Linked DNA regions of Homo sapiens: region 1 is linked to region 2. A link is an interaction called in ENCODE POLR2A ChIA-PET data of the cell type or tissue named here. Cell type or tissue: PC-9. All regions are shown on one strand. Each heading gives the region's core, and the rest is flanking DNA. Links, peaks and the distances in the headings are about the cores only.

The links. ChIA-PET counts read pairs that join two places held together with the same protein. Peaks named below come from ENCODE experiments on the same cell type or tissue, not always from the same donor. Only the 100,000 strongest peaks of a DNase experiment are listed, where the experiment ranks them.
Region 1: POLR2A ChIA-PET joins it to region 2 with 18 read pairs; 5 of 35 experiments call an interaction of 5 or more read pairs at or near these places.

What each region holds. Positions count from the first base shown.
Region 1 is chr1:40,237,127-40,253,434 of GRCh38, forward strand. TMCO2 (transmembrane and coiled-coil domains 2) reads left to right here and starts at 10,811. Exons shown (of 2, transcript NM_001008740.4): 1 at 10,811-11,104; 2 at 14,157-14,558. The coding sequence starts at 10,868. The coding sequence ends at 14,468. It overlaps RLF (RLF zinc finger), which reads left to right. Exons shown (of 8, transcript NM_012421.4): 8 at 1-3,795. The coding sequence ends at 3,321. RefSeq lists an enhancer at 4,681-4,730. In PC-9, for the core only: no CTCF peak of the experiment used is centred there; a DNase peak (open chromatin) is centred at 5,275; H3K27ac peaks cover 676 bases.
Region 2 is chr1:40,101,859-40,118,166 of GRCh38, forward strand. No RefSeq gene overlaps it. Among named protein-coding and RNA genes, the nearest start is that of PPT1, 13 kb to the left of the region's middle. In PC-9, for the core only: no CTCF peak of the experiment used is centred there; a DNase peak (open chromatin) is centred at 5,913; H3K4me3 peaks cover 481 bases; H3K27ac peaks cover 2,723 bases.

The sequences.
Region 1 (16,308 bases), core at 5,034-13,033, 140 kb after region 2:
AAAAAGTTCTATTACTCCAAAATTGAATACCAGAATCACCTCTCAATGCATAATGTTGAAAATTCAAATGGAGACATAAAGAAATCAGTGAAACTTGAGGAGTCTGCAACAGGTGAAAAGCAAGATTGTATTAATCAGCCCCATCTACTTAACCAAACTGATAAATCACATTTACCTGAAGATCTTTTCTGTGCAGAATCAGCTAATTCTCAAATAGATACAGAAACTGCAGAAAACCTGAAAGAAAACAGTGACAGTAATTCTAGTGATCAGTTAAGTCATAGCTCTTCAGCTTCAATGAATGAAGAGCTAATTGACACACTAGATCACTCTGAAACTATGCAGGATGTATTGTTATCTAATGAGAAAGTCTTTGGGCCCTCCAGTTTAAAAGAAAAATGTTCCAGTATGGCAGTTTGTTTTGACGGGACTAAGTTTACCTGTGGTTTTGATGGCTGTGGTTCCACATACAAAAATGCAAGAGGAATGCAGAAACATTTACGGAAGGTTCATCCATACCATTTCAAGCCCAAAAAGATAAAGACGAAAGATCTGTTTCCCTCTTTGGGTAATGAACATAATCAGACAACTGAAAAGTTGGATGCAGAACCTAAACCCTGCTCAGATACAAACAGTGACTCCCCAGATGAAGGTCTAGATCACAATATTCACATTAAATGTAAACGAGAACATCAAGGTTATTCCTCAGAATCCTCCATTTGTGCTTCTAAAAGGCCCTGTACAGAGGATACCATGTTGGAACTTCTGTTACGCTTGAAACATTTAAGCTTGAAAAACTCAATAACACATGGATCTTTCTCAGGGTCATTGCAGGGGTACCCATCCAGTGGTGCTAAGTCTCTTCAGTCAGTTTCATCTATCTCAGACCTTAATTTTCAGAATCAAGATGAAAACATGCCAAGTCAGTACCTTGCACAGTTGGCGGCTAAGCCGTTTTTCTGTGAGCTTCAAGGATGCAAATATGAATTTGTGACCAGAGAGGCTCTGTTAATGCATTATCTTAAAAAGCATAATTATTCAAAAGAAAAAGTCCTTCAGTTAACCATGTTCCAACATCGGTATTCCCCATTTCAGTGTCATATTTGCCAAAGGTCATTTACAAGAAAAACACACCTTAGGATTCATTATAAAAATAAACATCAAATTGGCAGTGACAGAGCAACTCACAAACTATTAGATAATGAAAAGTGTGATCATGAAGGCCCATGTTCAGTAGATAGGTTGAAAGGTGATTGTTCTGCAGAACTTGGAGGTGATCCCAGTAGTAACTCTGAGAAACCACACTGTCATCCTAAAAAGGATGAATGTAGTTCTGAAACAGATTTGGAATCATCTTGTGAAGAAACAGAAAGTAAAACATCTGACATTTCATCACCAATAGGCAGCCATAGAGAAGAACAAGAAGGAAGAGAGGGCAGAGGTAGCAGGCGAACTGTTGCTAAAGGAAATCTGTGTTATATTTTGAATAAATACCACAAACCATTCCATTGTATTCATAAAACTTGCAACTCCTCATTCACCAATCTAAAAGGCTTAATTCGCCATTACAGAACTGTACATCAGTACAACAAAGAACAGTTATGTTTGGAGAAAGACAAAGCAAGAACCAAAAGGGAACTTGTCAAATGTAAAAAGATATTTGCTTGCAAATATAAGGAATGTAATAAACGCTTCCTGTGTTCCAAAGCTCTTGCTAAGCACTGTAGTGATTCTCATAACCTAGACCATATTGAAGAGCCTAAAGTACTTTCCGAAGCTGGATCTGCAGCAAGGTTTTCTTGTAACCAGCCTCAGTGCCCTGCTGTTTTTTATACATTCAACAAGTTGAAGCACCACTTGATGGAACAGCATAATATTGAAGGGGAAATACATTCAGATTATGAAATTCATTGTGATCTTAATGGCTGTGGCCAGATTTTCACCCATCGCAGTAATTACTCACAACATGTATATTACCGACATAAAGACTATTATGATGATTTGTTTAGAAGCCAGAAAGTAGCAAATGAGAGACTACTAAGGAGTGAAAAGGTATGTCAAACAGCTGATACTCAGGGGCATGAACATCAGACCACCAGGAGATCATTTAATGCTAAGTCTAAAAAATGTGGCTTAATCAAAGAAAAGAAAGCCCCAATAAGTTTTAAAACCAGAGCTGAGGCCCTCCATATGTGTGTGGAGCACTCTGAGCACACACAGTACCCCTGCATGGTTCAAGGATGCTTATCTGTGGTGAAGTTGGAGAGCAGCATTGTGAGGCATTACAAACGCACTCATCAGATGAGTAGTGCCTATTTAGAGCAACAGATGGAGAATCTTGTTGTTTGCGTTAAGTACGGTACCAAAATTAAGGAGGAACCCCCTTCTGAAGCAGATCCCTGTATAAAGAAAGAAGAAAATAGAAGCTGTGAATCAGAGCGCACAGAACACAGCCATTCCCCGGGTGACAGTAGTGCACCCATCCAGAACACTGATTGCTGTCATTCAAGTGAAAGGGATGGAGGTCAGAAAGGGTGCATAGAAAGCAGCTCAGTATTTGATGCAGATACTCTGCTCTACAGGGGAACTTTGAAATGTAATCATAGTTCCAAAACCACTTCCCTAGAACAGTGTAATATAGTTCAGCCTCCTCCTCCTTGTAAAATAGAAAATTCCATACCTAATCCCAATGGGACTGAAAGTGGGACTTATTTCACAAGTTTCCAGCTGCCTTTACCAAGGATCAAAGAATCAGAAACTAGGCAGCATAGTTCAGGGCAAGAAAACACTGTAAAAAATCCAACCCATGTCCCAAAAGAGAATTTTAGGAAACATTCACAGCCCCGGTCATTTGATTTGAAGACTTACAAACCTATGGGATTTGAATCTTCATTTCTGAAATTTATTCAGGAAAGTGAAGAGAAAGAAGATGATTTTGATGATTGGGAGCCTTCAGAGCACTTAACATTAAGTAATTCTTCACAGTCCAGTAATGATTTAACAGGGAATGTTGTGGCAAATAATATGGTGAATGACAGTGAACCTGAAGTTGACATACCTCATTCTTCCAGTGACTCTACAATTCATGAGAACCTGACTGCAATCCCACCTTTAATAGTAGCTGAAACAACAACAGTTCCTTCCTTGGAAAACCTGAGGGTTGTATTGGACAAAGCATTAACAGACTGTGGAGAGCTTGCCTTAAAACAGCTTCATTATCTTCGGCCAGTGGTGGTTCTTGAAAGATCTAAGTTTTCCACACCAATTTTAGACTTATTTCCAACAAAAAAGACAGATGAGCTTTGTGTAGGAAGTTCATAAGTAGCAATTTTGTTTTAGTAACAGACTGGCTCCAACACTGCAACATGGGGACATTTGCCAACTCGAACAAAGGCTGAGAAGCAGCCACACCGTTGTTTAGGGTAGAATAGGCTGTGTATTTACATGAATGTATAATATCTATGTCAGCAGTATTGGCTGAGTCCATTAGCTCTCCAGTTGGTTTAATGATTGGGTTTATTTTTGTTTGTTTGTTTATTAAAAAAATGGAACTGTACACTTGTTTGGTGCTAATTAATACATCAAAATATACTGGGGCTTCCTTTTTCAAATTAAGTGTGCATGATTGTATATGGAACAAATACTAAGGTCCCAGGGTGGGAGGGCTAGGGAAAGGGATATGGAGTTCTTACTTGACTTGAATGTGCACCTGAGGGTGCTTTGTGTAATATATTGTACACTACAGCATCTTATATTTTTTGAGTTGAGTTTCAATAAATTACAATTTTTCACCCATTCGTTGTTTACTCATAATGAGCTTTCATGCCACATGTAAACTGAAATTGCACTTGTATTTTCTGAAATATGCCATTCACATTTTACCCCAGTAATTTTTTTATTTATTATTAGCTAAATCATTCAGAACAAGGTTCTTTTTTTTTTTTTTTTTTTTAAGACAGAGTTTCGTTCTTGTTGCCCAAGCTGGAGTGCAATGGTGCAGTCTCGACTCACTGCAACCTCCTCCTCCCAGGTTCAAGTTATTCTCCTGCCCCGGCCTCCCAAAGTGCTGGGATTACAGGCATGAGCCACCGTGCCCATCCCAGAACAAGGTTCTTTTTATCTTAAAATTTTTGTTTTTGTGGAAAGATAATTCTGAGATTAATTAGCTGCGGGAGTCAAGATAGCTCCCAGAGGATGTCCAGATGTTGGCCGAGTAGAAAGGAGAGGATATGCCAACCTAGAACATGAAGGACGTAGCAAATTCAGAGGGCATGTTTCTAGGAAACTACAAATAATTTGATATGCTGGCAATAAAAGGGGAACAAGAGAGTGACATCATTGTAGAGATAGCAGGAACTAAATCATGAAGACTAAGGAGTTTGGATTTGAGTCTATAGGCATATATCAGTTGAAGTGTGGAGTGCTCACTTGATTTGAGAAGCTGAAATTGGAAACAGTATACTTGAAGTAATTGAGGCAAGCTTGGTGAGTGTATTTACTGACAATTGCAGCAGAAGGCAGAGTAGATGAAGTATTTAAGGAGACAGGATTTTGGGGGCTTGGAGAGTGAAGGAAAAGATTTGGTACTGATGCAACCATTTTAAGTAGGTATACAAAGAAGGAATGAATATTTGGGAAGATAATGGAAACCAAGGTGAGTTTGGCTTTTAGATGTGTTGAGTTTCATTGGACTGTGGGATGTCTGTCTAATGAGGATAGCAGTATATCCTTTTAATACAGCAGCTTCATTTCCTGTTGCTTGTGAAGTTTTCAACTACTTTCATTAGCTAGTAATGAAGTGACTCAGACAACTAACATCTCTTTCTCATCCTTGTGGTTAGATTTTTTTTTTTTTTCAACGGAGTCTTGCTTTGTCGCTCAGGCTGGAGTGCAGTGGCGCGATCTCGACTCACTGCAACCTCCGCCCCTCCAGGTTTAAGCAGTTCTCTGCCTCAGCCTCCAGAGTAGCTGGGATTACAGGCTTGTGCCACCACGCCCGGCTAATTTTTTGTATTTTTAGTAGAGACAGGGTTTCACCATCTTGGCCAGGCTGGTCTTGAACTCCTGACCTCGTGATCCACCCTCCTCGGCCTCCCAAAGTGCTGGGATTACAGGCGTGAGCCACCACACCCAGTCTATTGTGGTTAGAATTTCAAGACCTTTTCTCTGACTCTTAAACCTTATTTTCTTGTTTTGTCAGCTCTTCAGGAATTTCATTCTGTCACCTCACCCTGAGTCTAAAGCACTCCCATAACCAAGTCGTTTATTGTCTCAGATCCCAGTAGGTAACAGAGGATTCTGAGAAATCCAAGTGATCTGAGTAAGACTCTGTTGAAAGAAGTGGCAGAAACAAGGATCTTAGAGACTGAGACCAGTATTGTTTCTTTGGAATCAAGCTAATTTCTTCAGTGGCTTTAATTTCCTCACTTACGAAGGGAGGAGGTAGAGGTGAAAGGTCCCTTTTTGTGATATGAGCATGAGAAGCACCTGTAGGCCTAGTAAAAATTCCTCATACGAGAGAGATGGTTAGTCCAGAGTAAGAGAAAGCTACTAAGACTGAACTATATCCATTCAACCACACAGAACTTGTAGCCCCTGGAAGGACCAAGTGAGGCCATTCACAGTGGAACTAAACCTAGATTTTAAGAACCCAATTAGGCCGGGCGCGGTGGCTCATGCCTGTAATCCCAGCACTTTGGGAGGCTGAGGTGGGCGGATCATGAGGTCAGGAGATCAAGACCATCCTGGCTAAGACGGGGAAACCCCGTCTCTACTAAAAATACAAAAAATTAGCTGGGCATGATGGCACACGCCTGTAGTCTCAGCTACTTGGGAGGCTGAGGCAGGAGAATCGCTTGAACCCGTGAGGCGGATGTTGCAGTGAGCCGAGATCGCGGCATTGCACTCCAGCCCAGGTGACAGAGCGAGACTTGTCTCAAAAAAAGTAAAATAATTCAAGTATAAGCCTAAGTAGTTGATCCCAAGATCACTGTCTATCCCAGTTAGAGCAGCTTGCATCATTTGATCTTTATTAAAGACTTTTGGCTGGGCGCGATGGCTCGCACCTGTAATCCTGGCACTTTGGGAGGCTGAGGCGGGTAGGTAACCTGAGGTCAGGAGTTTGAGACCAGGCTGACCAACATGGAGAAACCCCGTCTCTACTAAAAATACAAAAATTAGCTGGGTGTGGTGGCAGATGCCTGTAATCCCAGCTACTCAGGAGGCTGAGGCAGGAGAATCGCTGTTGGACCCTGAAGGTGGAAGTTGGAGTGAGCTGAGATTGCACCATTGCACTCCAGCCTGGTCAACAAAGCAAGACTCCATTTCAAAAAAAAAAAAAAAAAAAGACTTTCCTGTTTAAACCAGCATGAGTGACTATACGATAATACAGGGCAAAGGGTTATTTTTTTAGCTTGTAGTAATCATTTTAACTTGATATCTCTGGAATTTGTCCCAACCCTGGCACAGACCTGAAAGCACTGACTTTGTTTTCAAAGCTTTTTCAATTCAAGAGTGCCTCCAAAATGGTGAGTAGGAATGAAGACTTCCAGACACTTCTATTCTTGCCTTTACCCAGAATTCTCTTGCTTCAGTGTTTTCCCCATTTTCATGAGCCCATGTGTGAAATAGGGTAAGGAACTGTGGAGGAGAAAGTTTTTTATTAGCCTTCCTCAGGGTATTCCATTCTCAATCTATCCTTTCTCAGTCCCAAAAGGCCTACTGAGCTGAACTGCCTAAGACATAATCATTCACCAAATATTTAAATACACACATTTAAAGAGATACAATTCCAGATGCAATGGGAGACAAAAAAAAAAAAAAGTTGTCAGGGCCATCAAGAAGCTTTCACAAGGTGAAGGGAGGGCTGGAGTATCTCAGAACATTGTTACTTAAAGTGTGGTAGTGGGCCAGCAGTATAGGTGTCACCTAGGAGATTGTTATTAATAAAAATGCATAAATTCAGGCCCTACTCCAGACCTACTGGACCAAAATGTGCGTGTTAGTAAGATCTCCAGGTGATTCTTAGGCACAGAAAAGTTCTAGAAGCACTGGCCTGGAAGTGGAAAGTACTGTGAGAATTCAGGGTAATTGTGCTTTTTAGCATTTTACATAAAATTATGTTGTTGAATTTTCATAATCCTATGAAGTAGGTGCTGTTACTATATTTGACAAAGAACGAGATGAAGTGTCTTGCCTGGCTGGCACAAATAGAGGTGGAGCCCAGTTTCCAATCTCTTCTGACTAGAAGAATGTCAGAGAGGGACATTTAGTGTAAAGGAATAACAGATGGAAAGTTGCAGGTGGTATTTGAAGTACCAAAAATACCACAGTTCTGTAATGTGAGTGTTGTTTGTGAAGGTGAATAGTGGGAAATACAATTTGAAGTGTAGGTGAAAGCCAGGTTATTCAACTCAAACTCCACAGTCATATGGTGCTGACATTTCTTCATTTGAGTATAGAGATGGGAAACGTGCATATTTTTTTCTGTGAATAACATGTAACCTACGAAAAAGGCAAGTTTTCTTTTCTGAAAGAAACTTACTCATTTTTGTTATTTTTTGAGGCGAGGTCTCATTAGGTTGCCCAGGCTGATCTTGAACTCCTGAGCCCAAGCAATCTTCCCACCCCAGCCTCCCAAAGTGCTGGAATTGCGGGCATGAACCGCTGCACCCGGCCAGAAACTTCTAAAACTCAGAAAAGTTGCTCCTCCTCACCTCCTACCCCAAGGTAAACTGTGATACCTCCTGGCTTTATACTACTGATTTTATACCCTATTATATAGAACTGTGTCTAGAGAGAGTGGCCTATCCCTCTGTGACCTTCTTGGTCTACTCCTGCAGGAGTGGCTTCTGTGACAGACTGCATTTGGAGGTTTGATTCACTCTGGGGAAGGTAACCAGGATAGGCAAGAGATTTAAAAATCTGTCAGCATGTATTTGACAGGTATAACCTGAAAAAAAAGACCAGAGGCGTAGGAAAGCTATCTAAATGGTTAAGAAGCCAAATATTTACAAAGCATATACCATCTGCTAGCCCCTGGGTGGTAGGTGTTGAACAAGACTCATTTCCTGCATCATAGAGATTTAAGAATCCAGTAAGGGACTGGGTGCGGTGACTCATGCCTGTAATCCCAGCACTTTGGGAGGCACAGGCAGGAGGATATTTGAGGTCAGGAGTTTGAGACCAGCCTGGCTAACATGGTGAAACCCTGTCTCTACTAAAAATACAAAAATTAGCCGCGCTGTAGTGGTGCATGCGCCTGTAATCCCAGATACTAGGGAGGCTGAGGCAGGAGAACCGCTTGAACCCAGGAGGCACAGGTTGCGGTGAGCCAAGATCAGGCCACTGCACTCCAGCCTGGGCAACAGAGTGAGACCCTGTGCCCCCAACCTCCCCACCCCCAACAAAAAAAATAATCCAGTAGGGAAGACAGACATTAAAACAGTACAAATAATAAAGTAAAAGTGCTTTTAAACAGGGGGGGTGGAGGGGCTTATGAGAAGGGGACCAAAAAAGGACAGCAAAAGCTTCATTGAGGATAATGTTTAAACTGAAACCTAAAGAATCAATAGAAGTTAGCCAGGCAATAATCTGTAGTCCCAGCTACTCGGGAGGCTGAGGTAGGAGGATCACTTGAGCCCAGGAGTTAGAGGCTGTACTGTGCAATAATCGCACCTGTGAATAGGCATTGACCTCCAAGCTGGGGGAGGAGGGGGAAGCTAGGCAAAGAACAAGAGTAATCCAATTATGTGCCAAAGCTTTGTGGTTCAACAGCTTGGTGTGTTGGTGACATTGATAAGACTACTATAGCTGGAGTTGAAAGAACAAATGGCAGAGGAAGAGAAGACTTGGTAGGTAAGCAGGGACCAGGCATTTTAGTGCCCTGTTAGCCATGTTACAGATTTTGGATTTTGTTTGAAAGACAATGAAGAACCTATAAGAATTTTTCAAAGGCGGACTGGGTGCTATTTCTCATGCCTGTAATCCCAGCACTTTAGGAGGGCAAGGTAGGAGGATCACCTGAGATCAGGAGTTCGAGACCAATCTGGCCAATATGGTGAAACCCCATTTCTACTAAAAATGCAGAGATCAGCCAGGCGTGGCACGTGCCTGTAGTCCCAGCCACTCAGGAGGCTGAGGCAGGAGAATCGCTTGAACCCAGGAGGCAGAGGTTGCAATGAGCTGAGATCGCACCACTGCACTCCAGCCTGGGCAACAGAGCGAGACCCTGTCTCAAAAAAAAAAAAAAAAAGAATTTACCAAAGGCTTGAAAGTAGGCATTGCCTAAGTCAGTAAGTCCTAATAGGGCATGATATGGAAGACTACTGAGTGGAAGTGACTGACAGATGAGTGGGTGGATGCCACTATTAAAGGTAAACTGAAGGCCGAGTGTGGTGGTTCACGCCTGTAATCCCAGCACTTTGGGAGGCCTAGGCGGGTGGATCACGAGGTCAGGAGTTCGAGACCAGCCTAACCAACATGGTAAAGCCCCGTCTCTACTAAAAATAAAAAAATTAGCCAGGCGTGGTGGCACATGCCTGTAATCCCAGCTACTCAGGAGGCTGAGCCAGGAGAATCGCTTGAACCCCAGAGGCAGAGGTTGCAGTGAGCCAAGATTGCGCCACTGCACTCCAGCCTGGGAGACAGGGCGAGACCAAAACCCCGCCTCAAAAAAAAAAAAAAAAAAAAAAAAAAAAAAAAAAAAAAGCCCTGTTTATATCCTACCTCCTTGCTGGGTGCAGTGGCTCATGCCTGTAATCTCTGCACTTTGGGAGGCCAGGGCAGGTGGATCACTTGAGGTCAGGCATTCTAGACCAGCCTGGCCAAAATGGTGAAACCCCATCTCTACTAAAAATACAAAAAATTAGCCAGGCGTGGTGGCGGGCGCCTGTAATCCCAGCTACTCAGGAGGCTGAGGCAGGAGAATCGCTTGAACCTAGGAGGCATAGGTTGCAGTGAGCTGAGATCGCACCACTGCACTCCAGCCTGGGCGACAGAGTGACACGCCAGCTCAAAAAAATAAAAATAAAAAATCCCATCTCCTCACATTTCCATTCAACCTCAATACAACTCAGTTTTTTTTATTATGTGAAAACAGCTGCAACAGCTGCTGTCCATTTGAATTGTTGGAAATGTAGATCTACACTAACCAAGAGAGAAGCCACTAGCCACAGGTGGCTATTTAACTTTTTTTTTTTTTTTTTTAGATGGAGTCTCGTTCTGTCACCAAGGCTGGAGCACAACATCAGCTCACTGCAACCTCTGCCTCCCAGGTTCAAGTGATTCTCCTGCTTCAGCCTCCCAAGTAGCTGGGACTACAGGTGTGCACCACCACGTCAGGCTAATTTTTGTATTTTTAGTAGAGACAAGATTTCACCATGTTGGCCAGGCTGGTCTCGAACTCCTGGGCTCAAGTGATCCACCTGCCTCAGCCTCCCAAAGTGCTGGGATTACAGGCGTGAGCCACCATGCCCAGCCAAATTTAGTTAAAATGTAAAATGCAATCTCTGCTGCACTATTCACATTTCAGGTAACTAGTGGTTACCATATTGGACATGGCAGATAAAGAACATTTTCATTATTGCAAAAAGTTGTACTGGACAGCACTATGCTAGAGCCAGAACTAGCCAAAGATCAGACAAAGCAATATGAATGAACTGAAAACCCAGGCCGGTGCCTGGTTGGTTTTGAGTAAGATTCATTGGTTGGGTGAGTGGGAAGCAAGCTGACCTTTGGAACAGTGACATCACAAAGCACAGCTCACAATGGCTCTGGAATACCTAGGCCTCCAGACTACTCCCCCTAACTCATATTTAGATTCCTGAAGCTTCTGCACATGTAGTTCCTAGAGCTGCTGCTTATTAAAATGTCAACATCTTCATCTTCTAGCTGGGACAACCTCTTAGAGTCTCTCTCTCTCAGCACAGTATGGAATTGGATACAAGCAAGTTTTTTGGGAGAGACTAGTGCACCTCAGCAAACAAGTTTGGGACTATTAGATAATCTTGCTCCAGCTGTGCAAATCATCTTGAGGATTTCTTTCTTGATTTTATTGGGAATAGGAATATATGCCTTATGGAAACGAAGTATTCAGTCAATTCAGGTTATACTCTTTTGTTACAAACATTTATATAGTTATAAATTGAAATTTGATTAGTTCTCTCCCATATTGCTGCCACCAGTTTTAAGATCATGCAGATGTGCAAAGGCGAACCTTTGTCTCTTAAGTTGGCAAAAACTAGGTTATCCTTGAAAATCTCCACCAATTAGGCTTTGGGCATAAAAATGCTTTTCTCACAATGGTCTTTGGCTTGTCTTCTGTAATAAAATAGACCAAACATGTTGGTAACCTGAAAAGACAGCCTTACCCTCAAAAATTTTTGATCACTTATTCATCTTTGAGTGCTACTATGTTTATACAATAGGCACCAAAGTAGCTAGGATCATGAGTATGGCCTTTCTTACTATGCCATTGTTCTGTAACTGATAAGGAGGCATATGTATTAAGTCATCACAATGTGTTCATTATTGTGTTTTGACAAGATAAGGCTCCATAAGTATATAGGAGCTCTTTGGGGAGTAGGAATTTAACTGGCTGGGATTGTGAGAGACAGGATTTTACATACTTCTGTGTAGTCACCAATAATAATAGTTGACATACAATATAGTTGAATGCTTTGAGAATCTCAAAAATTCCATGAAATGGATGGAGATTATTTTCACATGACAAGTGAAGAAACTGAGGTGCACTGAGGTTCAGTGGAAACTTAAGGTGACAGGCTTTTAAAACGGCTTTCTTAGAGTGACAAGTTTACTTGATAAATGCAGAGAGAAGTTGTTATTGGATCATTTTTTAGCATTCACTTATTTTCATATGTCACTATTGTTTAGTAATCATGGTCACGGGGCCTTTCTATTTTAAACCATCACAATCCTGCATAACAGTCAGGGAGAGATTATTTGCTCCATTTTGTAGATGAGAGAACTTGATTGCTACCCACCCAAGTTCACATAGTTTGTAAGAGCTGGCAAAATTGGAGTTTGAATCGAATTTTTAGGATTTGAAATTCAGTTCTTCTCCAAAATCTCATTTAATGCAAACCAACTGACCTAAATCTTGAACAGGAATGTGTGTGTGTGTGTGTGTGTGTGTGTGTGTGTGTGTGTGTGTGTGTACGCGCATGCGCATATATATGTGTATTGTGAGGATTAAAGAAGATATTGTATGTGTAAATCTTAGCACATATATTCAATAAGTGGTGCTACAGTGAAACCCCATCTCTACTTAAAATACAAAAATTAGCCGGGTGTGGTGGTGGCACGCGCCTGTAGTCCCAGCTACTCAGGAGGCTGAGGCAGAAGAATTGCTTGAACCCGGGAGGTGGAGGTTGCAGTGAGCCAAGATCGTGCCACTGCACTCCAGCCTGGGCGACAAAGACTGTGTCTCAAAAAAAAAAAAAGTGGTGCTAGTTGTTATAATAAGGAACAAGATGATTTTTTTTCTTATCCTAGCAAGAATCTGTCCTACTATACATATTCTTTTGTTATTTATTTATTTATTTTGAGATGAAGTCTTGCTCTTGTCCCCTAGTCTGGAGTGCAATGGTGCAATTTCGGCTCACTGCAACCTCTGCCTCCCAGGTTCAAGCAATTCTCCTGCCTCACCCTCCCGAGTAGCTGGGATTACAGGCGCATACCACCACACCCAGCTAATGTTTTGTATTTTAAGTAGAGACAGGGTTTCACCATGTTGGCCAGGCTGGTCTCGAACTCCTGACCTCAGGTGATCCGCCCACCTTGGCCTCCCAAAGTGCTGGGATTACAGGCATGAGCCACCGTGCCCAGCATATGCTTTATTTTTATTTTTTATTTTTTTTTTATGTTTTAGAGACAGTGTCTTGCTCTGTCGCCCAGGCTGGAGTGCAGTGGTGTCATCATAGCTCACTGCAGCCTCAAATTCCTGATCTCAGGTGATCCTCCTGCCTCAGCCTCCTGAGCAGTTGGAACCATAGGCATGCACCACCAGGCTTGGCTAATTTTAAAAATTTTTTTGTAGAGACAGGGTCTCGCTACGTTCACTATGTTGCTCAGGCTGGTCTTTAACTCCTGGCCTCATGCAATCCTCCCATCTCAGCCTCTCAAAGTGCTGGATGCAGTGGTCCACACCTATAATTTATTTTATATAAATAAAATATATATATATATACATTAATTTTTTTAAGAGACAGGGTCTGGCTATCTTGCCCAGGCTGAAGTGCAGTAGCCATTCACAGGTGCCATCATAGCACACTACTCCTGGGCTCAGGTGATCCTCCCACCTTACCCTCCCTAGTAGCTGGGACTATATGTGTGTGCCATTGTACCCAGATCTCTCCTAGTATATTTTAAAAACCTTTTCCATGACCAAGAAATCCAGTTTTTCAGACTACTATGTCCTAAAGTGTACTTGGAAGTGTGAATTTCTGGATTCCTGTCCTGGCTCTGCCACTTCCAATATATAACCTTGGACAATGACAGAGTTCAAACTAGAAGGTATATAGTTATCCAGTTGTGTTTTTTCTGCATAAATAGATCATGCAAAGGCAAAGTTACTTCCAGACATTCAGAAAATGGTTATCTATTATTACAATCTTGATTAAATGCAAATAATAATCCTGCCTGACCTGCCTACCTCTCCAGTTTGCAGTGAAAATCAAAAGATGAAATAGGTGTGAAAATATTTTGCTAAGGCCGGGCATGGTGGCTTACGCCTGTAATCCCAGCATTTTGGGAGGCCACGATGGGCGGATCACGAGGTCAGGAGATTGAGAACATCCTGGCTAACACGGTGAAACCTCGTCTCTATTAAAAATACAAAAAATTAGCCGGGCGTGGTGGTGGGCGCCTGTAGTCCCAACTACTCAGGAGGCTGAGGCAGGAGAATGGCGTGAACCTGGGAGGCGGAGCTTGTAGTAAGCTGAGATTGCGCCACAGCACTCCAGCCTGGGTGACAGAGTGAAACTCCATCTCAAAAAAAAAAAAAAAAAAAATTTGCTAAATGGGAGACTTGTTATTGGAATGAGGAATTATTGTTACTATTAGGTTTTTGTTTTGTTTTTCTCTTATAGATAGTAAACTGTAGCAACTAACACTCAACTTCTGTTGTTCCATTTTAGAAAACATTGTTGTTTGTAATCACACTCTACAAACTTTACAAGAAGGGCTCACATATTTTTGAGGCTTTGCTAGCCAACCCAGAAGGAAGTGGTCTCCGAATTCAAGACAATAATAATCTTTTCCTGTCCTTGGGTCTGCAAGAGAAAATTTTGAAAAAACTTAAGACAGTGGAAAACAAAATGAAGAACCTAGAAGGGATAATCGTTGCTCAAAAACCTGCCACGAAGAGGGATTGCTCCTCTGAGCCCTACTGCAGCTGCTCTGACTGCCAGAGTCCCTTGTCCACATCAGGGTTTACTTCCCCCATTTGAAATGTGATGGACTCCAATCTTTTCCAGGAAAGCACTGTTTCCCTCATGTGTGCAGTGGTGTATCAATAAAGATAGAGAACGCTATTGAAATTACCGTGCAAAGACTAGCTCTCTATTTAGTAGGGCTGAGCTTCTACTTGTATGGATGGTGGGGTATAGTGGGGTATAGTGGTAGTTAAAAATGTCTCTAGGATTGTGGTGTACACTCAGCAGGCTGGAGACCATAAGCTGCCATAGATGGGAGAGGATAGCTGGGCTGGAATCTAAGGCTGTAGGAAGAGAAGGGAGGGTGGTCAGGTACATGGCCTTGAGGTCCATGCTGACGAGGTTAGACTAAATATAATAAAAAGTAGGAAAGTGCTGTTTGAGGGCCCTGCAGTGGACTGTCCTTTAGAGGTAGGCTGACCCCTGTGCTGGTCTTTGGCCTAAAGGTATATATGCAGTCCAGGGGTCTCCTGCATTAATTACTCAAAAGTGGGCAAGGGTGGGAGTAGATACAGACTGACATAAAGGAGACTAATTTTATCCAACTTTTACTGATACCTACTCTATGCTAAGCATTGTGATAATCCCTAGGCATCTTTCCTGAGTGCTTCAGGAGCATTCAGTTTGGCTGGATGGACAAGTAATTTCAGATCAGGGAATTATAATACAGTGGGGTCATAACTTTTTTTTTTTTTTTTTTTTTTTTTGAGTCAGAGTCTCGCTTTGTAACCCAGGCTGGAATACAGTGGCAGGATCTCTTCTCACTGCAACCTCCGCCTCCTGGGTTCAAGTGATTCTACTGCCTCAGCCTCCCAAGTAGCTGGGATTACAGGTGTGCATCACCACGCCTTGCTAATTTTTGCATTGTTAGTAGAGACAGGGTTTCACCATGTTGGCCAGGCTGGTCTTGAACTCCTGGCCTCAAGTAATCCACCCACCCTGGCATAACCAAGTGCGGGGATTACAGGCATGAGCCACTGCACCTGGCCATAACATCTTGAACTGAAGAGAATTCTCCTTGGCAGGGAGGGAAGAATGTAGAGATTCCACTCAATGAGTATGTACCCTGAGAGAGAGAGATGGCCCGCCTGGGAGGTGGCAAAAAATGGTTCTCTCAGCAGGCCTCAGATTCCACCAACCTTATAGTGTGTGCATTTTTGCCCCAATAAATGAGATCATGGTCATCTGAAACACTGTGTAACTATCTGGCACCTAAATGAAATATTTCATACCCACAGAGGAGGTCTACAGAAAAAAAACATTTCATCTGGTATGCAGATAAAGTGATTTGTTGCCTTCCTGGAGAAAAACTGGCTATGCTGCTCAACAAGACACAATGTAAGGCTGGGTGCAGTGGCTCACGCCTGTAATCCCAGCACTTTGGGGGGCCAAGGCAGGAGGATTGCTTGAGTTCAGGAGTTCGAGACCCACCTGGGCAACATAGTGAGACCTTATCTCTACAAAAAATAAAAAAATTAGCTGGGTGTGGTGGTGCACACCTGCAGTCCCAGATACTCAGGGGGCTGAAGCAGGAGGGTCACTTGAGCCTAGGAGATTGCTGCAGCAAGCAGCCTGGATGGCAGAGTGAGACCCTGTCTTTAAAAAAAAAAATAGCAGTCTCCAAAGGGGCATCTTCCTAAGGGAAGGGTAATCTTGACCATTTGTAATTTCTGCCTGATCCACTGGAGTTAAAATGCCACCCCTGGATGAGACTTCACTGTATCGTGTACTAAATGCAAAAACAGGTGGGTGAATACAGGGTGGGGCCAGGAAAGGCTTTGCAAAGGAAGTGACATCGAGGTGTCCCATAAATGATTACATAGGCAGACAAAGAAATGGAAGATAATATTCCTGA
Region 2 (16,308 bases), core at 5,162-13,161:
TCCAAAAAGTGAAGCTATCTTTTCCATGGAAATGGACTACACCAGCCATTAGTGGGGTGAACTTTGGAATAGACACTTAACAAAACCTCAGAAGTGATTGCAGAACTTAGGTATTCTAACAAAGGCTGCACATGAGCAGCCCTCTCCCCTCTTCAGACAAGCATAAAAATCATAGAAAAACTGCATACTGCATAAAATAACACTCTTCTAACTGCAGTTCAGTAGGAAAAACAAATAAGTTTCAAATAAAGTGGAAAGCAATTCTGGAGACAAATAGAAAAACAAAAAACTTCACCCCAAGTGCTTTGAGCTGTAGAACAATTTATTAAGAAAATGACCTCAGGTCAGGTGTGGTGGCTAACACTTACGTAATCCTAGTGCTTTGTGAGGTCAAGGTGAATGGATTGCTTGAGGCCAGGAGTTTAAGACCAGTCTGGGCAACATAGCAACACCTTGTCTCTACAAGAATAAAAAAATTTAACCAGGCATGGTGCTGGGCACCTGTAATCCTAGCTACTTGGGACCCTGAGGCAGGAGAATTTCTTGAGCCCAGGAGTTCAAGGTTACAGTGAGCTATGATTGTGCCACTGTACTCCAGCCTGGGCAACAGAGCAAGACCTTGTCTCTAAAAAAAAGACAAGAAAATGAGCTCAATAGAATAAGAACTCAAAACCAAGATAATAAAACAACGGAAGGAGATGAATAGGGAAGTTGCACATTTGAGAATCCAAAGACTAATAAATACCTGAAAACAAGGAACCAAATAGACATGGCTAGGAGTGGAATTAGTTTTTTCTTTTCTTTTTTAAAGACTTTTACACTCCTAGAAATGGAACTATTGATATGGAAAATGGTTTTAAATAATCAAAATAATGGTAGATGAAAACACAAAGATATTAAAACAATCAGATAGAAATCTATAGATATGGAAGACAGAAGTTATTGGTGTCCCTGAAATTGAGAACTCATTAAATGGAACAGAAGTATTCAAAAATATAAAAACAAAAGTTTGCCCCAAAATGAAGTACTAATCTACAGCTTGAAAGGTCAAGACAGAAAGCACTTTGATACAGAATATTCTGTCCTGAAAAATATTGTAATTAACTTATTGAACTTCAGATAACCAGGCAGAAAAAGTAGAATGCCTACAAGGAAAAAAACTCAGGCTATCCTTACATTTCTCAACAGCAACATTCCAGAGACAGAAGCCAATGGAGCACTGGCTACGGAATTCTGAAAGAACAAAAGTATGATCCAAGAATATTATACCCAGCCAAGATGTCATTTGGAAATAAAGATACTAGGCAGATTCCCACAAATACAAAAGAATGCATAGGAAAGAGCTCTCTCTGGCCAGGCATGGTGGCTCACGCCTGTAATCCCAGGACTTTGGGAGGACGAGGCAGGCAGATTGCCTGAGGTTGGGAGTTTGAGACCAGCCTGACCAACATGGAGAAACCCCATCTCTACTAAAAATACAAAATTAACCGGGCATGGTGACACATGCCTGTGATCCCAGATACTCAGGAGGCTGAGCAGGATAATCGCTTGAACCCGGGAGGCGGAGGTTGTGGTGAGCCAAGATCACACCATTGCACTCCAGCCTGGGCAACGAGAGTGAAATTCCATCTCAAAAAAAAAAAAAAAGCTCTTTCAAATTCTTCTTGAGAAAATGCTTGAAAGTGAAATTCAGCCAATTAAGAAATAGGGCAAAATTAAGACTTCAATAATTAAGAAGTCTTGGGAAAAGGATTTGTGATGATCATTGAATCTGTTTAAATACAGAATTAATACTGAATACCTGTGTGAATCATTGCTTTATACCATGTACATATTATATGAATTAACAATGTAAAATAGTATGACTAAGAAATATTGGGCCCTGTGGAGGGAGGTAATGGAAGATAGTATAGTACGAGTGCACTCTCCTTGGGCTTACAATAGATTCTAATTTAAAACGTATTCTTAAAAAACCAGACCTGGGCAGTTGCCCATGCCTGTAATCCCAGCAACTAGGGAAGCTGTAGCAGGAGGATTTGCTTGAGCTCAGGAGTTCAAGACCAGCATGGGCAATATTGCAAGACCCCATTCCTAAAAAATTAGCTGGGTGTAGTGGCGCATACCTGTGGTCCCAGCTACTTGGGAGGCTGAGGTGGGAGGAGTTCAAGGCTGCAATGCCACTGCATTGCTGTCTGGATGACAGAGCACGACCCTGTCTCATAAAATTAAATTTAAATTAAATAAAATTAAATAAACTTCAAATAAACAAAACAACATAATGTCAAAGTCACTTTTCCTAACCCTTATTTGAAGTCCAGATTTTAAAATTTCTTTTTATACTTGTTCCTTTTTTCCTTTTTATTCCTTTAAGTTTATTTAATTCAAGTAAACTTGAATTTTTGAATCTTTAACTCAATTAACTTAAATTAGAATTCAGGATTAACAGAATTCAATTAACTTTAACTCAATTCTGTTAAATTCAAGTAAACTTGAATTTAATACTTTTTATTTTTTAATAACACACCTTATGATACAATTTTTTAAAGTACCTATGTCTATATACCTATTTATCTATCATTCTATCCATATAAAAGCATAAAAAGATATTTAGAATGATGTTAATCAAATGTTAATAGTGACTATTTTTAGATGGTTGGACTTAGGAGTTGTTTTTTTAAAAAAATATTTCCCCCCAGCTTTATTGAGGTATAATTGTCAAATAATGAGATTTCAGGGGGTTTTTTCTTTTTCTTTTGCATTGCTTAGATGATTTGCAGTGAAAACATATTATTTTCACAAGAACAATAAGTTGATTTTTCTTAAAATAAAGCGTAGAGCAAACCTTCAACACTTCTCCCTAGTCTTCAGGATGTAGTTCAAGCTTTTGTATTCAAAATGAGAATCCAAACTATCTTCCCAAACCTACTTCCCACATTTAATAATAACACAATTAATATATTAATATAAACAGTATTCCCTGAAAATTCCTGCTGCTGTTCCTTTGCCCAAATCATTTTACCATCTGGAACAGGCTTGCCATCTTTATCTGTATTAAACAAATGCAACCCACCCCACAAAGCTGAAGTTCTGTTCCATGTCTTCCATTGACCTCCCAGAGCCCCACAACATTTTCAAATCAAATAGTTAAAAGTATCCATGTAGAAAAATACCTACAGAGTTCCTACTTCCTCTGGATTTGGTTTAAAGAGGAACCATTTAGTGGGAGACAAATAAGTTCTCTCAGTGTAAGTCAATTCTTGACTGTTATTTTAGTAAGCAGCCACTGAAGCTTATTAATTTTAGTAATAAGAAGTGAGAAATTGCAAAGCCTGAATTTCAACCTAACTAGTACTGAGAGTTAATAAGATGCATATCAGTTCCCTGAATAGACTATAATTCAAGGAACAATGGGAACATAGAGAAGTATCTGAATGCTCATCGGTTTCAATTTTCTTTTTTGACATGAGAATAAAGTTGCTTGCTATTAAAAAGCATACTTATGAATAAGCAAGATCTAGAGACTTACTGGCTTTTCAATAAAATGAGCAGAAATTTCACCAAGTGACTAGATATATTAAGAGTAAATACTTTTGGACTGCCAAACAACCTACTTTTATTATCTGGGCCATGAAAAAAGACTATGATGCTGTTACCTTGTGGCAGCAGTGGATAAAAAGCAACATTAAGATTTCTTGGTTTGTTAACTGTTCAGGGCTACAGAACTGATCATAAAAGTGAGTAAGTTATATTAGACATGCCATCTATAGTAAAAACTTTTGAGAAAATGCTTTTATATATCTTTTCTTTCTTTCTTTTTTATTTATTTATTTTTTTAAATTTTTGAGACAGAGTCTCACTCTGTCACCCAGGCTGGAGTGCAGTGGCTCAATCTCGGCTCACTGCAACCTCCACCTCCTGGGTTCAAGAGATTCTCCTGCCTCAGCCTCCTGAGTAGCTGGGACTGCAGGTGCACACCACCACGCCCAGCTAATTTTTGTATTTTTAGTAGAGATGGGGTTTCACTATGTTGGCCAGGCTGGTCTCAAACTCCTGACCTCAGACGATCCACCTGCCTTGGCCTCCCAAAGTGCTGGGATTATAGGCATGAGCCACCAGGCCTGGCCGCTTTCATCTATTTTCTTGCCCAATGGAAAAGAATATTATTTTTTTTTCACAGCATTAAGACAACTTTTCAAGTTTTTGAAAATTTTTACCAGGTATGTACATACACACATGCAATATTTACATTTTATGAAGGGCACAAAAGAGAAAATAAAGTCTCTTTTCCTCCACATTTATTTTATTTTTGTGTTGTTTTTCTACACATTTCTTAAGTCTTACACCCTAGAGGCAATTCTGTTAACAATTTCTGCTTTTTAGTTTTCCTAATATTTATCATTAATATAATTATTTTAATTTGATTCAATTAATTTAATTATTTATTGATTTACCACCTTTAAACTATATCTCCCCATAATGAAAGACACAGAAATGAGAAAACTTGCCTTTCTTTCCACCTCTCCTTTCCATCTCTAAATTTTTGTTAATATAATAAAAATGTGTAATATTGGCTGGGTGTGGTGGCTCACGCCTGTAATCCCAGCACTTTGGGAGGCCAAGACAGGTGGATCTCTTGAGGTCAGGAGTCCGAGACCAGCCTGGCCAATGTGGTGAAACCCTGTCTCTACTAATAATACAAAAATTAGCTGGGTGTGATGGCACATGCCTGTAATCACAGATACTCAGGAGGCTGAGAAGGGAAAATTGCTTGAAGCTGGGAGGCGGAGGTTGCAGTGAGCCAAGATCCTGCCACTGTGTTCCAGCCTGGGCCACAGAGCAAGACTCCATCTCGGTGGGGGAAAAAAGTGTAATGTTTATATTATTTTCTGGGAATAAAAATATTTTGTGATTTGTATATAGATGGACAAAAAACTAAAAACTCAAACCCAGAATTTACCATATTATAATCCTCTGTATATTTGCTCTAGAGCCAAGAGATATGATTAAACCCTTAGTGATGGAAATATATTACTGTGTCACTAAGACTTTGTAACTCAAAAGGGAGTCTTCCACACATCAAGATCTAATGGATTGCCGGGCACGGTGGCTCATGCCTATAATCCCAGCACTTTGGGAGACCGAGGTGGGCGGATCACCTGAGTTCAGGAGTTCGAGACCAGCCTGGCCAACATAGTGAAACCCCGTCTCTACTAAAAATACAAAAATTAGCCAGTCATGGTGATGCACACCTATAATCCCAGCTACACAGGAGGCTGAGGCAGGAGAATCTCTTGAACCCAGGAGGCCCAGGTTGCAGTGAGCTGAGATTGAGCCACTGCACTCCAGCCTGAGCGACAGAGTGAGACTCTGTCTCAAAAAAAAAAAAAAAAAACTAATAGGTCTTTTATGTCTTCCCCCCAACTTTTCTTCACTTTGCCGGGTCATATACCTCTATTACTTATATCCCATAGGGTCCTCTTTGTTAGATTCCATTTCCATTTTGCTAAAGTCTATCTTTAGGTGATTTTCCACATAGAGTGTGTAGCACTAAACATTCTGAGTTCTGACATATTCCTTACTCTGCCTTTATATTGTTTGGCAGTATGTGTGGATACGTATCAAATTCTGACAAAGACTCTCTCTTTGACCAAACTTTAGACAGGCTCCTCTGAGCCTTCTTTTCAACTGAAGGCAGGCCCTAATCTTTGGGTCTGTCCTCAGCCTGCATTACCCAGTTTTAGAGCAACCTTGCTAAGTCAGTTTAGAGAGAATCCCCTCATCCTTGAAATCTGATCGCCAACGATATTTGATCATGATCCTCATTCCCCTCCATTGATATCTAAGTTCTTTGCCTGCCTCTAGCAAGAATCCCGTTAGGCCGGTTTACCAAGAACCTCCCTACCCTTGATGTCTCCTCTTAATAAATTTCTATCCCCTGACTCATCCAATCTACCTGTTGGCTATGAATCCTTAGCTGTATTTGCTGCATTAAGATTGAGCTCAGTTTTACTGAACCTCTCTTCCCTATTACAATAGCACTGAATATTTGTCTTTACTACCTTTAACAAGTGTCTGGCTCTGTTTCTCTGCAAGAATTCTAGGGTGCTATTCTTTTTCCCTTACAATTTTGAAGACTTTTTTTTTTTCGAGACGGAATTTTGCTCTTGTTGCCCAGACTAGAGTGCAGTGGCGCAATCTCAGCTCACTGCAACCTCTGCCTCCCGGGTTCAAGCGATTCTCCTGCCTCAGCCTCCTGAGTAGCTGGGATTACAGGAGTCCACCACCATGCCCGGCTAATTTTTTGTATTTTTAGTAGAAACAGAGTTTCACCATGTTGGCCAGGCTGGTCTTGAACTCCTGACCTCAGGTGATCCACCCACCTTGGCCTCCCAAAGTGCTGGGATTACAGGCATGAGCCACCTCGCCCAGCCAATTTTGAAGACATTTGTTGTATTTTTTTTTTTAGATGGAGTTTTGCTCTTGTTTCCCAGGCTGGAGTGTTATAGTGTGATCTCGGCTCACTGCAACCTCCGCCTCCCGAGTTCAACCGATTCTCCTGCCTCAGCCTCCCGAGTAGCTGGGATTACTGGTGCATGCCATCACGCCGGCTAATTTTTGTATTTTTAGTAGAGACAGGGTTTCATCATATTGATCAGGCTGGTCTCGAATTCCTCACCTCAGGTTATCCGCCCACCTTGGCCTCCCAAAGTGCTGGGATTACAGGCGTGAGCTGCCATGACCAGCCAAACATCTATTTTTAATGATGATAAGTCTTATTGCTTTTTAGGGAACCTATTTTGTTTTTGTTTGTTTGTTTGTTTGTTTCTCTTTGAATGTTTGGCTGCCCACTCAGATTCCTATACAGAGAGATGGCATGAATTTCTTCTACATGTGTATTTTTCCTCTAGGCCTATTCCTTAATCATGGGCTCTATGCGAGCAGGAGAACCACATGATCAGGGAGGCTTCTTTGTAGAATGCATGGGTGGGGAGTAGTCAGGCAGTCTGATGACCCCAAAACTGACTCCATCATGACGGTGAAGTGCATTACATGAATTACTCCTGAGTGAAGCTGCCACTTTTTTTTTTGTCCCATCCTTCTTTTTATGCAAGTCTGATCTACTTTCTCTCAAGCTAAATGTTCTCTCAAGGAGTCCTCCCCCAGGCAAACCACTACTTCTTTAGAGAGACGTTCTCACACTTCAGCGTTAGAGCAAAAGTTACCAGTACCAGATACCTTTATAAAGGTGGAAGAATAAAAACCCATTTGTACCAATTGGTTTCTTAAATTGTTTTTAATGTAACGCTTGAATAAATTACCTGATAGTTAACTTAAATCTCACTTTTGATTGTTTAAAATTTGTTGATTCTGAAAAGAACTGCCCATGTCCTCTAATCCTCATCTCAAGCGTGATTTCTTTCCTAGATACCTACTCCTGTGTTCTCTCTTACCCACTCTGTCCTCAACTTATTCAGAGTATCTGCACCCATCTATTTACCTCGTTGTCTCACCTTTAGACTAGCAAGTTCTCAAAAGCAGAGGCTAGGTCTAATTCACTTGGTGTTCAGAGGATCTCGCACAAGGTTAGTGCCCGACAAGTTCCTATTTAATAATTGAATGATCACCAAAGGTAGACATTGCAAATACACAAATCCTTCAAAGGACAGCAGTTCCAGAATCTAGTCTGAGGAAAACATGGAAGGAGGATCTAGGGAGCCTGCAGTCTACCCATCTGCAGCTACTGAAGAAGCCCAGGCTGAAGCTCTGTAGCCTCTAGCACAGGAAGAAAGTTGGGCATAGGCACTAGACAGGCTAAAGTTTAAAAAATGCAAATCACCATCTTGGGCAACATAGTGAGGTCCTGTCTCTATGAAAAAATAAAAATTAGCTGGACATGGTGGTACATGCCTGTAGTCCCAGCTACTCAGAAGGCTAAGGCAGGAGGATCGTTTGAGCCCCGGACTTTGAGGCTGCAGTGAGTGAGCTATAATCATGCCACTGCACTCTGGCCTGGGGGACAGAATGGGACTTTGTCTCAAAAAAAAAAAAATCTGAACAGAGCCGTAACTAATAAAGAGGTGGAATCAGTAATAAAAAATCTTGGCTGGGCGCAGTGGCTCAAGCCTGTAATCCTAGCACTTTGGGAGGCCAAGGTAGGTGGATCACAAGGTCAGGAGTTCGGGACCAGCCTGGCCAACATGGTGAAACCCCATCTCTACTAAAAATATAAAAAAATTAGCCAGGTGTGTTGGTGCATGCCAGTCATCCCAGCTACTTAGGTGGCTGAGGTAGGAGAATCATTTGAACCTAGGAGGTGGAGGTTGCAGTGAGCCAAGATCACACCACTGCACTCCAGAGCTTGGGTGACAGAGCAAGACTCTGTCTAAAAAAAAAAAAACTCCTGACATTGTCTCCTAACAAAGAAAATCCCTGGACATGATGGCTTTACCAGTGAACTCTACCTAATATTTAAAGAACAAACACCAATCCTTCTCAAACTTTTCCAAAACCTGGAAGAGGAGGGAACACTTCCTAACTCACTCTATGAGGCCAGAATTACCCTAATTTTAGAAGCTAGATTAAAAAAAGAAAGCTACAGAACAATGTTTTTTAAAGAACATTGATGCAAAACTCCTCAACAAAATACTAGCAAACCAAATTCAGCAGCATATTAAAAACATTATACATCATGACCAAGTAGGATTTATTCCTAGAATGCAAGGATGGTTCAACATATGAAACTAGATCAATGTAATGCACCACTTGCTAGATTAACAAAGAAAAAAGAAAGAAGATCCAAATAAGCACAATCAGAAATAACAAAGATGACAATAAAACTAATCCCACAGAAATACAAAAGATCTTTAGAAACTATTATGAACACCTCTATGCACATAACTAAAGAACTCTAGAGGAAATGGATAAATTCCTAGAAACATACACCTCCCAAGACTGAACCAGGAAGAAACTGAGAACCTGAACAGACCAATAAGGAGTTCTGAAATTAAATCAGTAACATAAAACCTACCAATCAAAAAAAGCCCCGGGGCCAGGCATGGTGGCTTATGCCTGTAATCCCAGCACTTTGGGAGGCTGAGGCTGAGGTCAGGAGTTCGAGACCAGCCTGGCCAACATGACAAAACCCCGTCTCTACTAAAAATACAAAAATTAGCCAGCCATGGTGGCAGGCACCTGTAATCCCAGCTACTTGGGAGGCTGAGGCAGGAGAATCACTTGAACCTGGGAGGCGGAGGTTGCAGTAAGCCAAGATTGTGCCACTGCACTCTAGCCTGGGAGACAAGAGCAAAACTTCAACAACAACAAGAAAAGCCCTGGACCAGATGGATTGACAGCCAAATTCTACCAGATGCACGAAGAAGAGCTGGTACTAATCCTACTGAAACGATTCCAAAAAGTTGAGGAGGAGAGACTCCTCCCTAACTCATTCTATGAAGTCAGTATCATCCTGATACCAAACTCTGACAGAGACATAGTGAAAAAGAACAAAAAAAACAAAATGGCTGGGCACGGTGGCTCATGCCTGTAATCCCAGCAGTTGGGGAGGCCAAGGCGAGTGGATCACCTGAGGACAGGAATTCAAGAGCAGCCTGGCCAACATGATGAAGCCCTGTCTCTACTAGAAATACAAAAATTTTCAGGATGTGATGATGTATGCTTATAATCCCAGTTACTCAGGAGGCTGAGGCAGGAGAATCGCTTGAACCCAGGAAGCAGAGGTTGCAGTGAGCCAAGATTGTGCCATTGCACTCCAACCTGGGCAACAAGGATGAAACTCTGTCTCAAAAAAAAAGAAAAAAAGAAAGGAAGAAAGAAAAAAATAAATTTCAGGCCAATATCCCTGATGAACATAGAGGCAAAAATCCTCAACAAAATATTGACAAACCAAATCCAGCAGCACATCAAAAAGTTAATCCACTGTGATCAAGTAGACTTCATTTCTGGGATGCAAGGTTGGTTCAACATATGCAAATCAATGAATGTGGTTCACCACATAAACAGAATTAAAAACAAAAAGCATGCAATCATCTCAATAGATGCAGGAAAATTTCTGATGAAATCTAACATCTATTCATGATAAAATTCTCACCAAACTAGGCATCAAAGGAACATATGTCAAAATAGTAAGAGCCATCCATGACAAACCCACAGCTAACATCATACTGAGCCAGCAAAAGCTGAAGTATTCCCCTTGAGAACTGGAACAAGGCAAGGATGTCCAAAGGATGTCCACTATGTCCTGGAAGACAAGGATATCTTCCAGAACGTAGTACTGGAAGTCCTAGGAAAAGCAATCAGGTAAGAGAAAGAAATAAAAGGCACCAAAATAGGGAAAGAAGAAGTCAAACTATCTCTTCACTGACGATATGATTCTATGCCTTGAAAACCTTAAAGACTCTGCCAAATGACCCCTAGAACTGATAAACGACTTCAGTAAAGTTTCAGGGCACAAAAATCAGTAGCATATATATACACCAATAACATTCAAGCTGAGAGCCAAATCAAGAACACAGTCCCATTTATAATAGCCACAAAAAGAATAAAATACCTAGGAATATACCTAACCAAGGAGGTGAAAGATCTCTACAAGGAGAACTACAAAACACTGCTGAAAGAGATTAGATATGATACATATAAATGGGAAAATATTCCTGCTCATGAACTGGAAGAATCGACATCATTAAAATGGCAATACTGCCCAAAGCAATCTACAAGTTCAATACTATTCCTATCAAACCACCAACATCATTTCTCACAGAATTGGAAAAAAACTTCTAAAATGCATGAGGAATCGAAAAAGAGCCAGAATCACCAGAGCAATCCTTAGCAAAAATAAAAACGTCAGAGACATCTCATTAGACAACTTCGAACTTATGCTACAAGGCTAGAGTAACCAAGATAGCATGGTATGGGTACAAATACAGTCACATAAACCAAGGAAACAGAATAGAGAACTCAAAAATTAAACCACACATGTACAACTATCTGATCTTGGACAAAATCGACAAAAATAAGCAATGAGGCCCAGCGCAGTGTCTCAAGCCCATAATCCCAGCACTTGAAGAGACTGAGGCAAGGAGAATTTCTTGAGCCCAGGAGTTCACGACCAGCCTGGGCAACATGGTGAAACCCCAACTCTAGAAAAAATACAAACATTACCCAGGCATGGTGGCACACACCTGTAGTCCCAGCCACCCAGGAGGCTGAGGTGAAGAATTGCTTGAGCTCAGGAGGTAGAGGCTGCAGTGAGCTGTGATCATGCCACTGCACTGCAGTGTGGGTGACAGAGTGAGACCCTATCTAACAAAAAAAGCAATGGGGAAAAGACTCCCTATTTAATAAATGGTGTTGGGATAACTGGCTATCTGTATGCAGAAGAAGGAAATCGAACCCCTACCTATCACCATATATAAAAATTAACTCAAGATGGATTAAGGACTTAAATGTAAAACCTAAAACTATAAAAATCCTGGAAGAAAACCTAGGAAATACCCTTCTTGATATTGGCCTTGGCAAATAATTTATGGCTAAGTTCTCAAAAGCAATTGCAACAAGAGCAAAAATTGACAAGTGGGACCTAATTCAACGAAAGAGCTTCTGCATAGCAAGAGAAACTATCAAAGGAGTAAACAGACAACCTACAGAATGGGAGAAAATATTCACAAACCATGAATTCAACAAAGGTCTACTATCTAAAATGTATAAGGAACTTAAATCAATAAGCAAAAACAAATAACTCCATTAAAAAGTAGGCAAAGGACATGAACAGACTTCTCAAAAAAAGACTTACAAATGGCCAATGAACATATGAAAAAATGCTCATCATCACTAACCATCAGAGAAATGTCAATCAAAACCACAATGAAATACCATCTCAACTAGTCAGAATGGCTTTTGTTAAAAAGTCGAAAAATAATAGATGTTGGTGAGGCTGCAAAGAAAAGGGAACACTTATACACTGTTGGTGGGAATGTAAATTAGCTCAGCCACCGTGGAGAGCTGTTTGGAGATTTCTTTTTTTTTTTTTTTTTTTTTTTTTTGAGACAGTCTTGCTCTGCTGCCCAGGCTGGAGTACAGGGGTGCAATCTTGGCTCAGTGCAACCTCCATCTCCTGGGTTCAAGCGATTCTCATGCCTCAGCCTCCAGAGTAACTGGGACTACAAGTGCACACCACCATGCCTGGCTAATTTTTGTATTTTTAGTAGAGACAGGGTTTTGCCATGTTGGCCAGGCTGGTCTCAAACTCCTGACCTCAAGTGATCCAACCACCTTGGCCTCCCAAAGTGCTGGGATTATCCTGGCATAAGCCAGCATGCCCAGCCTGGAGATTTCTTAATGAACTAATATTTGAACTACCATTCAACCCAGCAATTCCATTACTGGGTAGGTGCCCAAAGGAAAATAAATAATTCTACCAAAAAGACACATGCACCTCTATGTTCATTACAGTGCTGTTCACAATAGCAAAGACATTGAATCAACCCAAGTGCCTATCAATGTGGATTGGATTTAAAAAATGTGGTACATATATGCTATGGAATACTGTACAGCCATTAAAAAGAATAAAATCATGTCTTTTGCAGCAACGCGGATGTGGTTGGAGGCCATTATCCTAAGCAAACTAATGCAGAAACAGAAAACCAAATATCTCATGTTTTCACTTATAAGTGGGAACTAAACATTGGGTAAACTTGGACATAAAGATGGGAACAATGGGAAATACTGTTCACTGGGAAACACAAAACATTGGGAAATACAAGAGCAGGAAGTGAGGGAGTGGAGCAAGGGTTGAAAAGCTACCTATTGGGTACTATGCTCACTATCTGGGTGACAGATTCATTCATACTCCGAACCTCAGAATCATGCAAAATGTCTTTGTAACAAATCTGTATATGTACCCTCTGATGTTAAACATCAAAAAAAGATTAAACGAGAAAAAAACCTGTTAGAACTAATACATGAATTCAGCAAAGTAGCGAGATACAAAGTTAGCACACAAAAATCAGTTGCATTTTGATACACTAACAATAAGCCATCTGGAAAAAAATTAAGAAAACTATTCCATTTACAATAGCATCAAAAAGAATAAAATACGTAGAAATTAATTTATCCAAGAAGATTAAAGTCTTGGACAATGAAAACTACAAAACATTTCTGAAAAAAATTGAAGAAGACATAAATGAAAAGACATCCCATGTTCATGAATCCAAAGATTTAATATTATAAGATGTCAATACTATCCAAAGAGATCAACAGATTGAATGCAATTCCTATCACAATCCCAAGGACTTTTTTGCATAAATAAAAAAACTCATATGGAATCTCAAAGGATCCTGGATAACCAAGACAATCCTGAAATGGAAGAACAAAGCTGGAAGACTCACAGTTCCTGATTTCAAAACTGACTACAAAGCTACAGTAATTAAAACAGTGTAGTGGTACTGGCATAAAGATAGATATATGTACAACTATATATGTATATGTACATAAAATATGTACAACTATGATATTTCCATAAATTTTATAATAATTTAGTTTTTTAAAAGATTGATATAGACCAATGGGATAGCATAGCAAATCTAGAAATAAATCCTTGCATATATGTTCAAATAATTGTTTTACAAAGGTGCCAAGACCATTCAATGGGGAAAAGACAGTCTTTTCAACAAATAGTTTTAGGAAAACTAAATATTCACACACAAAAGAATGAAGTTGGATCCTTATTTAACACTATATACAAAAATTAACTCAAAATGGATTTATGACCTAAATGTAATACTTAAATTATAAAATTCTTAGAAGAAAACATAGGACAAAACTTCACAACATTGGATTTGGCAATAATTTCTTGGATATGACACCAAAAACAAAAGCAACCAAATAAAATATAGACAAATTGGATTTCATGAAAATTAAAATATTTTGCACAGCAAATGACACTATTAACAGAGTAAAAAAGGCAACTTACAGAATGGGAGACCTTTTTTGCAAATTATATATCTAGTAAGGGATTAATATTCAGAATATATAGAGAATCTCTAAAACTCAGCAAAAGAAGCAAACAAAGCAATTCAAAAATGGGCAAAGGACTTGAATAGACATTTCTGTAAAGAAGATATACAAATGGCAGATAAGTAGATTAAAAGATGCTCAACATCACTAATCCTTAGGGAAATGCAAATCAAAACCACAATGAGGTACCACCTGACACCCATTAGGATGGTGTTTGAGATAGAAAAAACCAAACTTTTCTTCCTAATCTCACACTCAATGCAGCACAAAATGCTTCTGACACCAGATTGGGTTGCTTTTTTCCTACCCCCCATAAATCAATTCTCCAGTAGACACCAACTGATTGTCCTATAATTCAATTCAATTCTGACACTGGCCAGGTGCGGTGGCTCATGCCTGTAATCCCAGCACTTTGGGAGGCCGAGGTGGGTGGATCACCTGAGGTCAGAAGTTTGAGACCAGCCTGGCCAACATGATGAAACCCTGTCTCTACTAAAAATACAAAAATTAGCCAGATGTGGTGGCAGCTGCCTGCAATCCCAGCTACTCGGGAGGCTGAGGCAGGAGAATCGCTTGAACCCAGGAGGCGGAGGTTGCAGTGAGCTGAGATCACGCCATTGCACTCCAACCTGGGTGACAGAGAGAGACTCCATCTCAAAAAAAAAAAAAATTCTGATACTGTCTCCCTGGAGTTAGAGTCAGATCCCACAGGCTAAGGGCTCAGCCCCACAAGACTGCCCCCAGCTTCAGATGCCAGTCAAAAGTCTAGGCCTCCGGAACTTCTGATGTACTGGCTATAAAAAGGGGATTCCCCTGATCCCCTCCTTGGGTTTGATTATTTGCAAGAGCAGCTCACAGAACTCAAGAAAGTGCTGTACTTACATGTACTAGTTTATTATGAGGAATGTTATGAGGTATACAGATGAACAGCCAGATGGAAGAGATGCAAAGGGCAAGGCTGTGGGAAGGGGCTTGGAGCTTCCATGTCCTCTCTTAATGTGCCACCTTCCAGGCACTTATACATGTTAGCAATCCAGAAGCTCTTGGAACCTCGTAGTTCAGGGATTTTTCATGGAGGCTTCATCACGTAGGCATGATCAACTATTGACTTAATCTCCACACCTCTCCTCTTCTAGAAGTATGCTGATGGGACTGAAAGTTCAAAGCTTCTAATCTTATCTTGATCTTTCTGGTGACCAGTACTCACCCAGAAGTCTATCAAGAGTCACCTCATTAGAACAAAAAATGCTCCTATCCCTAGGGAATTCCAAGTAATTTAGGAACTCTGTGTCAGACACTCCTATCACTCTGAAAATTACAAAAGTCTAAGGAGATTTGTGTTAGGAACTGGGTCAAAGATCGAATACTAGAAGAAAAGATTCTCCTAGCACCCCTATCAGCAAGGGTATTAGGAACTCTGTCTCATGAACTGGGGCAGAGACATATTTCTTATTTCTTAATGGTTTTTATTTATTATTATTTCACAGATGGCTACTATTAAAACAACACAGAAAATAAGTGTTGGTGAGGATGTGGATAAACGGTAACCCTCGTACATTGTTGGTGAGGATGTAAAATGGTATAGCTGCTGGATAAAACAGTATGGTGGTTCCTCAGAAAATTAAAAATAGAATTACTATATGATCCGCATTTCCATTTCTGGATATATACTCAAACAATTGAAAGCAGGGTCTTGAAGAAATGTTTGAACACCCATGTTCACAGCAGTATTATTCACAATAGCCAAAATGTGGAAACAACCTAAGTGTTCATCGAAGAATGAATAGGTTAACAAATGTGGTCTATGCATACAATGAAATATTATTCTGTCTTCTTGCTCTACTTGTTTCTCCTGTTCCTAACCTCTAAAGGTAGAGTGTCACCCCTTAGTCCTGCGGTCTCTTCTCTGTTTATACTTACTCCCTAGATAATGTCCTCTGGCGCCATGACTTTAAAAACAATAGCGGTGGCTCACACCTGTAATTTCAGCACTTTGGGAGGCTGAGGCAGGCAGATCACCTGAGGTCAGGAGTTCGAGACCAGCCTGGCCAACATGGTGAAACTCCATCTATACTAAAAATACAAAAATTAGCCAGGCGTGGAGGCAGGCGCCTGTAATCCCAGCTACTCGAGAGGCTGAGGCAGGAGAATCGCATGAACCCAGGAGGTGGAGGTTGCAGTGAGCCAAGATCATGCCACTGCACTCCAGCCTGGGTGACAGAGTGAGACTCCTTCTAAAAAAAAAGAAGAAGAAAACCAAATATCTTTATGATGATC